Regions from separate parts of the Homo sapiens genome. Here region 1 is linked to region 2. Evidence: chromatin contacts called from ENCODE Hi-C or POLR2A ChIA-PET data. All regions are on one chromosome and are shown on one strand. Each heading gives the region's core, a stretch centred on a gene start or an enhancer-like site at or near the end of the contact. The rest is flanking DNA. Distances are from core to core; before and after follow the strand shown. Region 1 overlaps LOC112268474 (a long non-coding RNA gene). Region 2 overlaps GALNT7 (polypeptide N-acetylgalactosaminyltransferase 7).

Region 1 (5,326 bases), core at 1,580-4,079, 160 kb before region 2:
CTCCCAGGTACTCAAAACACCCCGAGGCGCACATGCTGGTCTTACCAGGGCCTCCTAGAGACTTGCCAGTGGGGCGCTTCAATATGACAATCAGCCTTTTTTTCAAAATATGTTTTCTTTCGCATGATTTTATTGGTGGTGCTTTAAGACCCTATGTCATTTCTCCAGCTCTTGGTGTGTTCATGCAGCCACACAGCACAGTGGAAGGAGCAATGGATTTGGAGGCAGATAGGCCTGGTTTAAATCCTGAAACCTCACTTCTCCTGTATAAAACTGACCAGAAGAGATCATGTTTGTTTTAGGCTTCTAAGGTTCTTAATTAAGTAACTTGGGCACGCTATTTGGTTTCTCTGAGCCTCAATCCTATCCAGAACAAAGGTGAAATACCTGTAATACCAATGTCACAGATTTGCCATGAGAAATAAAGGTCGTTTGGAGACAGACTAAGTAATTGGTAAATGCCAGTTCTCTTTCCCTTTAAAGAAAAGGCTATTTGGAGGCCCCTGTGTGAGTCTGTCAGACAAATTCAGCATCAGCACAGAGACTGATATAATGGCCATGGTTATCTGGGGCCACTTTTTGCAAGAAATGCTGAGCTGTCATGATACAAAACACTCAAAAATTAAATCTACTAAGCTGGCGTACAGTTTGGGACTTAGGATATTCACTGGTCCGCAAGAAATAAAAAGGAAACGGGGGTTACACAATGCATCTCTGTTCTAGTTACTCAATCTTTACCCAACTGAAACCTCACTTCACAACAGATTAGCCACAGCCCCTAAGGGCAATAAAATCCTGAATTGCAAACCCTGTTTTGCCACCTCACAGAACTTTCATAAATCTCAGCTGCAGTGAATGCATCTCCTATTTAATTTATGAAATGACTATTTTGAGAGACTATTCACACTAGTCATCTTTATTAGTCCTTCTGCCAACTCTCCAATTTGGGGGAAGAAGAAATTAACATGCAATATTAACGCTTTTATTGTGCATATAAATTTGCTGTTTTCAAGGGATATAGGGCAATATATGGGATGTGAGCCTGGTAGATAATTTCCAGAGTTGGGTCACTGCTGCTTCCCTCTTATTCTGGAGACAGGCAAAAACTACTGGTTACCAAAATACCAGTGAACAAGTGTCCTATAGCAAGCAAGCACGCAGTGCCCACCAAGGAGTGCACGATGTCAACTATTCACACCCTAGGGAGGAGAAAACTAAGAGAGAGTGCTTGAAGTGATGATGTTGCACCTTTACAAGAGTCAGGGATGAGAATGCCAGCACCAGCCACAGAAGCACACACTCTTTTCAACAGTGGAAAAATGGGGAAAGCTGTGCACCCAGCCACAGCTGCTGTGAACACAGCTGACAAGAAGCACCCTTCTAGTTCTGCTCTTGTAGATGAGAACACCCACCCCTTTCTTCATTTAACCTAAGCCATCCCCCATTCAAACGACATGATCAAGAGGGCATGAGGGCTCTGGGTTGGAGCTGTGCTTGGCAGCGTAACCTTTCCTTTCCAACTCCTTGCTTAAGGATCCCCTGTACGTCACCATGTGGCCTCACCAAGACTCACCCCATCAGGGTGAAGAAGACAGCAGGGACCACTGCAGGAAGCTGAGTTTGCTACTTGGGTAGATGCTCACAGAGTGTGAGATGCAACTTGTTTCCTAAGGTTCAGGGCTATGAGACTCCAGAATGCATTACAGAAAACATTACTTGGAATTATCCTCTGTTGATTTTAAAGAAACTGGTGAGGAGATGACTTTCTGGGCTGATTGTGTTAAATTTAAACAGGCACAGATGTCAGGGAGGAAGGCCCAGGCTGCTCCAGTGGAGCCTCACAGGATGGCAATACAGAGGAGTGGCCAAAGTGTTCCGGGGTCTGACCCTCAGCCATGCAGGTCCCAAGAGAGGATTTTGTCTGTGTTGCTGGGTGATTAGGTTGAAACTGACCCGTGCTAACCAAACTCTCAAACAAAACCCACATTTATTTATTTGTAACAGGTACACAATAAGCCTTTCCAAGGATCTCCAAACTTGTTCCCTCAATCTTGGACACATTCTGCCCATTATCAAGGTACCTGGGAGACCAAATTCATAATCAGGTTGTTGCTTGTGAACAAGGATTCAGAGCAAAAGCATTGCATAACCTTAAGGGGTGCAGCATCCAGATATTGGAGAAGACTTCTGAATGAAATGTACTTTCTAGATAATCTGAACATGAGTAGCTACCAAGAAACATGTCTCTCTCCTCTGGAAAGTTAGATAATCACAACAAATTCTCACTGCCTGGCCTCCTCTTACCTCAATATGTGCAGATTTTCTAGCTGCCACACATCCACTCACATGATTCCCCTTTTTCTTCAGATGGATCACAGTTCCTGCTGCCTGTAATCTATTCAGTCATTTTCCTGAACCTTTACCTGGCTCATCTTAACTATCCCCAATATTTGTTGCTGTTCATTACCAGCTCTCAGAGAGGGTTACTGATGGTTGCTGTTGTCAATGACTCGTTGGTTCTTATTAGCTCCTCTGATGGAATGGTTTTCGAGTTCTGGGGGCACTTTAATGCATGCATGACAAGCTCCTACAGCTTTCCTGGAGGCTGGAAGATGCCTCCTGTAGACTTGTTCAGCACCAATTGTTCTGTTCATCTGTGGAATGAGCTTGTAATGTGTTTTATTTATTTTGTCTCCACACGTTCTCACCTTCCTAGAGGAAGAGGTGAATAAACTGCCCTGCCTATCCTCACAAGAAAGTAATTTTTTCACCTTAGGTGGGCCATCTGCTTCTCCTAACAACTCTGCTTTGCCTTGAATTGAATACATCTTGTCCCAGGCATTTTGCCAGCTGTAGGCTCCAGGAAATGGAGCAACTAAAAGTGGTTTCCTTATGATGTCAAGGTCTTATTATTTTCTTTCTTTTTTTTTTTTGGAAATGCAACTTATGAGATCAACCCAAAGGAAATTGTGCATCAGTGTCCATAGGGGTGGTTCACAGAGTGGCAGGAGTCTCTGAGCAACAGTCTAAGCTGTATATGAATTTCTTAAGAATTAATCCCATTGCACATGTCGGTAGATGTGGCAGGGACCTGACAGATGGGGGAAATTGAGTATTTCCTTTAGGACTCAAAAGAGACTCCTAAGCTAGAGATTCTCAACCTGGGATGAAGATCCAAGTCACCTGCGAGGTTTTCAGTCTTCATGCCTTGGTCCCATTCAGCTGGCTGCTTCTGGTACCCAGCTGTGTGGAGAACAACTCTCCTAAGCCACTTGGAATCAAAGCTCCCAAGTTATTGGGGGAAAAGATTACCCAAGGCAAAGAGCCAGAATGTGCAGTCTTAATTCAGAAGATGGGAAGCAGTGGGACGCAACAGTAAACTGAGGGCGTTTTCTGATGTGATCATCCACAGACTCAGGATTATAGCAAGCAGTAAGTCACGAAGAGCATGAGGCAGCCTTGGGCTGGTGACCATGGGCCACTCAGGCCAACAGAGGGGATTTTCTCCTGCTTCAGCTCAGAGACAGAGTATCAGCAAGGGCAGCATCACCTGAGCGATGTTAAGAGGCAAAGCAAAACAGTAGCTCCTTCCGGGAATCAAGGCATCAACATGGGAGCCATTTTATTGAGGTGAGAAACAGAAGAAGAAATGGTAGGGATCATGAGATAGAAGAAAACAGCATTCATGGCCTTGTTCTAACATAAATGTGAGAGATGGCCTTGAGATTTGCGGAACTACTCAGAAGAGACGGGGCCATGGCTTATATTCAGCCAATACACACAGGCATGATGTTACTGCAGGTAGAAACTGGAAATTCTGCCCTGATGGTTGGTAAGTAGCTTAAGTTAGACCACATGCCACCAAATGACATCATGCAGTGGCCACTGCATGAGTGGTTTTGGGACTTGGGACTGGTGCATCTGGACAGGGCAGCATGATATAAGAAGACCAAGGTGGAAGCTGAGACAGACACAGTGCCTACTTGCTGCTCAGGAGGGGTCCAGGGTTGGCAGGAGTAGCAGAACAAGCTGGGCTAGTGACAGGGTTGTAGATGGGGCAGAAGCAAAAGTACTCTGGGTACACAGATGAGGTGAAAAACGCTAGCATTCTAAACACAGTGGGCACCCCACCCAATCACTCTCCTGCTGAGGCACATGCCTGGGACCACACCTAATAACCATCGACACAAGGAGAAGCCATTGGAAGCATTTAGTACAGTTTCCTCCATAAAACTGTAGCTTAGAGACAAGCAGCATTTAGTTTAGTGAGAGCTTACCAAACATAAGACCATACCATTAATTTCTAAAAATCAATAATGATTTAGAAATTATTAGAATGATTTGATGAAAATGTTGCCTTGTAAGCTACATTACACTGTAAACAGTTTCATGATACATAGTTTAAAGACTAGAAAGGAAATATTTTTAATTTTTATTTATATACTGATTTATAGAAATACATTTATTTATTAAAATATGCCACCATACAGGTTGCTAAATATGTTGCAATTTATCCTCAGATTGAGCAATGTGGAACTAGGGGGATGGTGATTCAGCTGATGTGGTTTGAGATGGTTGTAACCCCGACCCCCATTCTGGGTTGGTCCAACCTGGGAAAAGATAGGTTTCACTTGATTTACAAATAAAACATTATTTACTGTTTGCTGCTGAGGACTGGGCCCACCAAACCTAGTTAGTAGTTCCAAGTCATCACTGTTCTCATACTTCCTGAATCTTTGTAGCCACAAGGTACAAACTGTACAAAAGAAATTGCTAAGTTAGGCTTTTAGTGTCTTTGCCAGGACAGTGTTAGATCAGAAGTTCATTCATTTGATAAATAGTTATTGAGTACTTAAACGGTGCCTGGCACAGTTCTAGACACTGAGGATGCATAAAACAATAAAACGGGAAATCTCTACTCTCATGTAGCCAACGAGCAATTGCAGGTGGTGGGCATTATTCAAAGGCTAATAATGATAGATGGAGCTAAGGAGGAAGTTGGAATCCCATCTCAGCACTGTCTCACTGCACACTCTGCCCTTCTTGGGTTAGAGTCACTAGAGCAACATGATTAACAGCACAGAACCCCAGAACTAGTCTACTCTGAGACAGTCAAACAACTATATGGGTGGGTGCCAGGAAAGGGCCTCTGCTCCCAATGTGCTGCTCCTTTGTCATGACCTAATATCTAAAATTCTGTCACCGAAGAAGCATTTTCTATTATAACAAGTGTTCCTTAGAGTCCAGTCTCTTGAGATATATAGTTTTTTTTAAAAAGTCCAGTAGTCAAACAAATTTAGCAAACCCTTCAGCTCTTAGAGATTCA
Region 2 (5,451 bases), core at 1,057-3,556:
AAAAATTGTCATCAATTAGTTTGGATGGTCACATAGAACCACCACATATTCCAAAAACAGAAACTAGGGCAAAGTACAAATACCTCTGCATATACATGATTCATATATGTATGTGTATGTATGATTTCTATATATTCTAAATATTTGTCTTAATGTTTTATGAGTAGTTTAAGGTTTTAGCTCTAGCTGAAATCTATGGATCAAGATACATAAAACAAAACTAAAAGGAAAGCTATAGCATTCCAATTAAATCAATGTTTTAAAAATAGCAACCATTTTATAAATTATAGCAATACATTCTAAATAGCTTGGTAGATATCAAAGAGAACCTTTAATATGGATAGAGAATAAGAAAACCTCACAAACACAATTCACCTTAGATAAAATTACAGTATAAGAATTAATATTTATTTTGGACTCAGGTAAGAGGAGAATTATCTGGCATATAAGGCATGAGTGTAAATGTAAAATATCTTTTTAAAAAATATTTCCCATAGACAAGCTTAAGAAAGATATTAACGATCTTACTAACATGTGCATAGCTCTTAGAATTTTCAAAGCACTTTTACATCTATCATCTCACTTTGTAATTGCAACTAAGATAGCTTTTCTACAAAACAGAAATGCAAAAGGTGTGTAAGTGGGAGAAAAGGTTAAATATTAGAAGCAAATGAATTCATTCAATAAGTCAAAATATTTAATTCATTTGTTTGAATCAGAATACCTCCGATTGTCTGCTTTGTTGGGCAGAAAAAAAGGGTAAGAATATTTCCAAGTGTTTGCATCAGCAGTTCACAGTAAAAGGAAATAAAATCCCAAACTTTATCAGAAGAAAATCTAACCTATCCACAAACAGAATTTTCTACTTCTTCCCATAAACAGGCTCCTTATCCTGACTGGCTCTGCATGAATTCATCTAAACCGGGCAGCAGACCAGTTCAGGTAAACGAGCTTTGGGCAGAGTGGACTGTTCTATCCTAACCAGCCTCTTTCTGTTAATGGCACCACTCCTCTTTGTGTTACTGAGCTTCAAAGCCTTGGATTTATCTTTGATTTCCCCTTCCACTCCATCACCTCCCAAGGCCTACTGCTTCTAACTCTTTTGTTCTCTTACACTGAATCTCCTTTTTCTGGTTCTATAACCTCCACTGGAGTTCCCACTCAAATGCCACTAACCCTCTAACAGGCCTCCACCCCCTAATCTACTCTAACACCTCTACTAGTTTGAAATCCCCAAAGTTCTCTTTATAAACCTTCAGTGGGTCTTCCCAAATACCAGATTCAATGTAGACTCTGTGAATGGCATGTAGTCTTCCAATGCCCTACTATCTTCCCAGCTGTATTTCCCTCCACATACCTCCAGATCCAAGTAAACCGCACTACATGCTCATGTCTTCTACTACATGTTCAAGTGCCCTCTTCCTGAAGGCACCCTACTCATCCTTCAGGGTCTTCCCTAGTATCCCCCTCAGAAAAGAAAACTATCTTTTACTTTTCTTTGAGATGGGCTCTCACTCTATCACTCAGGCTGGAGTGCAGTGGTGTGATCTCGGCTCACTGCAACCTCTGCCTCCTAGGCTCAAGGGATCCTCTCACCTCAGCCTCCCAAGTAGAAGAGACCAGAGGGATGCGCCAACACGCCCAGCTGATTTTTTTGTATTTTTGGTAGAGATGGGGTTTTACCATGTTGCCCAGGCTGGTCTCGAACTCCTGGACTCATGCGATCAGCCCACCTCAGCCTCTGAAAGTGCTGGGATTACAGGCATGAGCCACCATGCCTGGCAAAGTATCCTTTTCTGACTCCCCTGTAACTTGACCTCTCACTCCTCTGAACCACATTATTAAAATACCTTTCTAATGGTTCTTACATTCTGCCTTACATTATGGCATTCTTTCCTTTCTCCCTAGTGGTAGATGGTGAGCCCCTTGAAGGCAGGGACAGTGCATTACATATTAGAGATACTCAATATCTGTTGAACTGTGAAGAAAATCATATTTGTATTTTATAGAAAAAAGTGTGAAGGCAGGTGAAGTCATTCTTGGCTCAAGTCTTTAAAAAAGAAGCAGGCCTCCAGTTCACTCAAAATACTGTTACTCACCCTTTTAACACGCAATCAACAGCCAATAAATTACTCAGTCAGTGAATGTAATTCAAAGCTATCACATACAGAAGTGTGAGTCATGCCAGCAGCTGGACAGTTCTCTCCTGCTTCTAGGGAAGAGAACATTCATCTACAAAGACTACACAACAGCCGCAAGAACGAACAAGCTAACCACAGTGTCAGATGTCACAGCTGGACAAACAGCCCAAGCCTGGTCTCTAAGCTATGCAGGTGCCTCATTTCTATGACAGACAGAGGCAGGAGAACAAGGCTGTTAGGGCCTGTGTTCTGAAGCGGCAAAAAGCCAGCCACAGCAAGCCAGCTTCTGAGGGGCTCCAAGCACATTCCCCATGAGGGATGAGGATGAGGAAGGGTGCATCCTCATGTGCACAATATGGATGTGCGATATGTTTTCAATATGTTGCTAGTAAAAGCAGACAAGTGCTAATATGCATATTAGGTAATATGCAACACTTAGGCGATTTTTATTCATGGTTGGTTATTATTTTAGAGAAAAATTCCAAAGATTGTCCACATTCTAAAGTATAAATAATTTTACTTAGAAAAGTATGTTATACTCTACACTGAATTGTAAGTGTTCAAAAAGGAATGAAGCCTATCTCATTTTTTTTAAGTGGGAGAAAGAATCCAGTTTAAAAAATAATTTGGATTCAGTTTAAAAAAGTTTCTGGGATTTATTATATTTGGGCATTTTGAAATATTAAAAAATGACTTTTATCACTAGTATAGGATTTCAAAGAGAGGCTTAGGAGCATTTACTAAAATAGATTTGGGCCTTTTAATTTTACTGGAGACACAATATTTACAGAAATAATACACAAAAACATGCAATGTCCTATTTCTAGGCACTGCTCCAGTTGTGCCAGAGGAAAGAACACGGGACAGAACTGGCTATGCAAGGCATGGAAGAAGGAAAGAAAGGAGACAGGAAGGAAACTGCGGGGTGCAAGGAGGACTCAGAGATGCGAGGTTCCCATGGAAATCAGTGTGTCTGAAATTTTCAAAGGAAATGAAGGCTTTAGCATCATGGAAGGTACTAGTAGAAGCAAGAGGATGTAGACAAGGCAATGTGTGACATTTATGTTTTCCAAAAAGCAACAGAGCCTATCAAAGCTAAATAGTAACTGAAAACATTCGAATGTTGACAACAAGGTAAGGAAGAAAATACCATAGCAGTAAAAACAGCTAATAATACTCAGGTTTCTAACCAACAGGCTAATAAAAGACTTTTTGTAGTCAATTATGTCATTTTAATTCTAATGCTAATCCTGAGAGATTGGTATGGTTAGATCTGTCTTAACGTTTAGGTAACTGAGGGTTAGAGAGGACAAGTAACTGGTCAAAGATCTCACATCTAGTGATGGCATCAAGGTTTGAACCCTGGCTGATTTCATTCACACGTTCATTCATTCTCGACAGATATTTACCAACTGGGTACTACTACTGAGTTCCTACTTGTCAGTTACTAGGCTTACAAATAGGCATAGTTCTTGCTCTTAGGAACTTATCTAATGAGAAAGGCAGCCAATAAACAACTTAATAAACCAATATCTAATTATAAAATTTGATAGATACCATGAAGAAAATGGCTAAAGAGAAGTAATAGAGAATAAAGTGGGGCCTTAGCAAATTAGACAGCATGGTTAGAGAAGTGCAAGAGAGGCCTAAAGGATGGGAAGGAGCCAGCCCGTCATGGGAAGAAAGGAACAAGCATTCATGGAGGAGGGAAGAGCATATGCAGAAGACCTGAGACAGGCCAGCACAGCTGGACTATGTGGGCAAGAAGTATAGTAGCAAGAAGAGGTCTGCAAGGTGGGTAAGGGCCACAGCGTGGGGGCTGCTGCACGTTAGGAGTTTGGGTTTTAAGTGCAATGGGAAGGCACAGAATGGTTTTAGATTTGGGTTTCTAAAAGACCACACTGATTTCTGTCTGAAAAAAAAGACAGTAAGAGGCAAGAGTAGAAATGGAAAGACCAGTAACGAGACTTCTGCAGGATTCCAGGAGAGATGATGGTTGCATGGCCTCAGGTGGAGGTAGAGGAGAGGAAAGAAGCGGACCTCAGAAGTGATCTGGGCTACATTTTGGTGGCAGAACCAAGGGGCCTTGCTGATGGACTGGATGTGAGGGGTGAAGGGGAGGAAGGCACAGAGGATGTCTCTAAATCCTGTGCCCTGCTTTAAGCCTTGTACATCATTTAATTTTCTTATTTCTTATATTGAAAAGTTAGCTATATTTATATTGGTGTTTTAAGTGACATATTTTTAAATAAACAGTTTATGTGCTAAAATTTCTTGTTTCCACACTGTTAAGCTCACCCTCTGATTGTAACATCTGCACTGAGGTACACTACTCAGAGAGAGAGATATATACCTCAGGTGTGCAGTGATGGAGACAAAGGGGCTTTCACACCAAATCACCTAGGGGCGACTCACAGTTTTGCCATTCTTCTAGGTAAATGCAAAGAAGTCACAACTCTGTCTGAGCCTCAGACTTCACACACACAGGTAAGAGCTCTCTCACAGTTTGGTTGTGAGAATTCAATAACTTTATACTAAGTCCCAGCCTGCAGCAGAAAGTCCCTTCCCTTCTCCCTCATTACAGTGATGAAATGCCACCAGTCATTTCGCAAAGCACCTCTGTAACAGAGATGAGGGATCTGACTGAGTGCTGCACTGAGGATAACTGAGACACGTTCTAGACGAGGGACTCGAGATCCTGTTAGGGGTCCTAAAGGGTCCTCACATGGCAGCTGTAACTCTTTAACAACCATCTTTATCTCCTGACTAAGACTGCCAGATAAAACACAGAACACCGAGTTAAAATTGGATTTCAGGGAAATCCAATTTAAAAAAATTTTTAAGTATGTCCCATGCAATATTTGGAACATATACTAAATTTTTTAACCATTTATCTGAAATTCAAATTTAATTGGGCATCTTGTATTTTTATTTGCTAAATCTGGCAATGCTATCTATGACTAGGCAAGTCTCTACTGGGAATAAATTACTCTAAGATTCTTCCTTCACAGCCCTGGGAGATGCTCTGACTGTTCTCTGTATAAGAGGTTGTATCACTCACCATCACACTGCTGCACTTCCACTCCTACCTTCTTTGCACATTTCACTCATCTCTTCTCACTTTTACCAGTAAATGTACAGGAATGCTCAAAGTCTATTAAATGGCATTATATTGGACACAGGATTTTACTTAGCGGTCATAAAGAATGCTGGTGAATAGGTGTGAGTGTGTGTGTGTACATGCATACGTGTATGTGAACAGGTATGGGAGTGTGAGCACCTGCTGTATTAACCTTTTAAAAATGAAGAT

Evidence for each region. A loop is a pair of places that touch in the nucleus more often than their neighbours do. ChIA-PET counts read pairs that join two places held with the same protein, here RNA polymerase II (POLR2A). Pooled maps may share reads with other maps.
Region 1: a loop to region 2 is called in a map of endothelial cell of umbilical vein, with 6 times the contacts of the local background. The contact joins two enhancer-like sites. A Hi-C loop is called at or near these places in 4 of 168 maps with a recorded cell type or tissue (A673, PC-9, endothelial cell of umbilical vein and 1 more), 1 of 37 single-sample maps with no recorded cell type and 9 of 50 pooled maps. POLR2A ChIA-PET finds 5 or more read pairs at or near these places in 2 of 52 experiments (activated CD4-positive, alpha-beta T cell and activated T-cell).

The regions. Positions count from the first base shown.
Region 1 is chr4:173,410,723-173,416,048 of GRCh38, reverse strand. It overlaps LOC112268474 (a long non-coding RNA gene), which reads right to left. Exons shown (of 3, transcript XR_002959832.2): 3 at 1,969-5,326. It also overlaps a transcript of SCRG1 not described here. Among named protein-coding and RNA genes, the nearest start is that of SCRG1, 14 kb to the right of the region's middle. Within about 2 kb of position 2,829, at least 2 of the 41 ENCODE cell types and tissues checked have a DNase peak (open chromatin) inside an H3K27ac peak, as active enhancers do; they include A673, where a contact is called at or near this core.
Region 2 is chr4:173,249,251-173,254,701 of GRCh38, reverse strand. All of the region lies in intron 2 of GALNT7 (polypeptide N-acetylgalactosaminyltransferase 7), which reads right to left. Among named protein-coding and RNA genes, the nearest start is that of MIR548T, 16 kb to the left of the region's middle. Within about 2 kb of position 2,306, at least 6 of the 41 ENCODE cell types and tissues checked have a DNase peak (open chromatin) inside an H3K27ac peak, as active enhancers do; they include A673, where a contact is called at or near this core.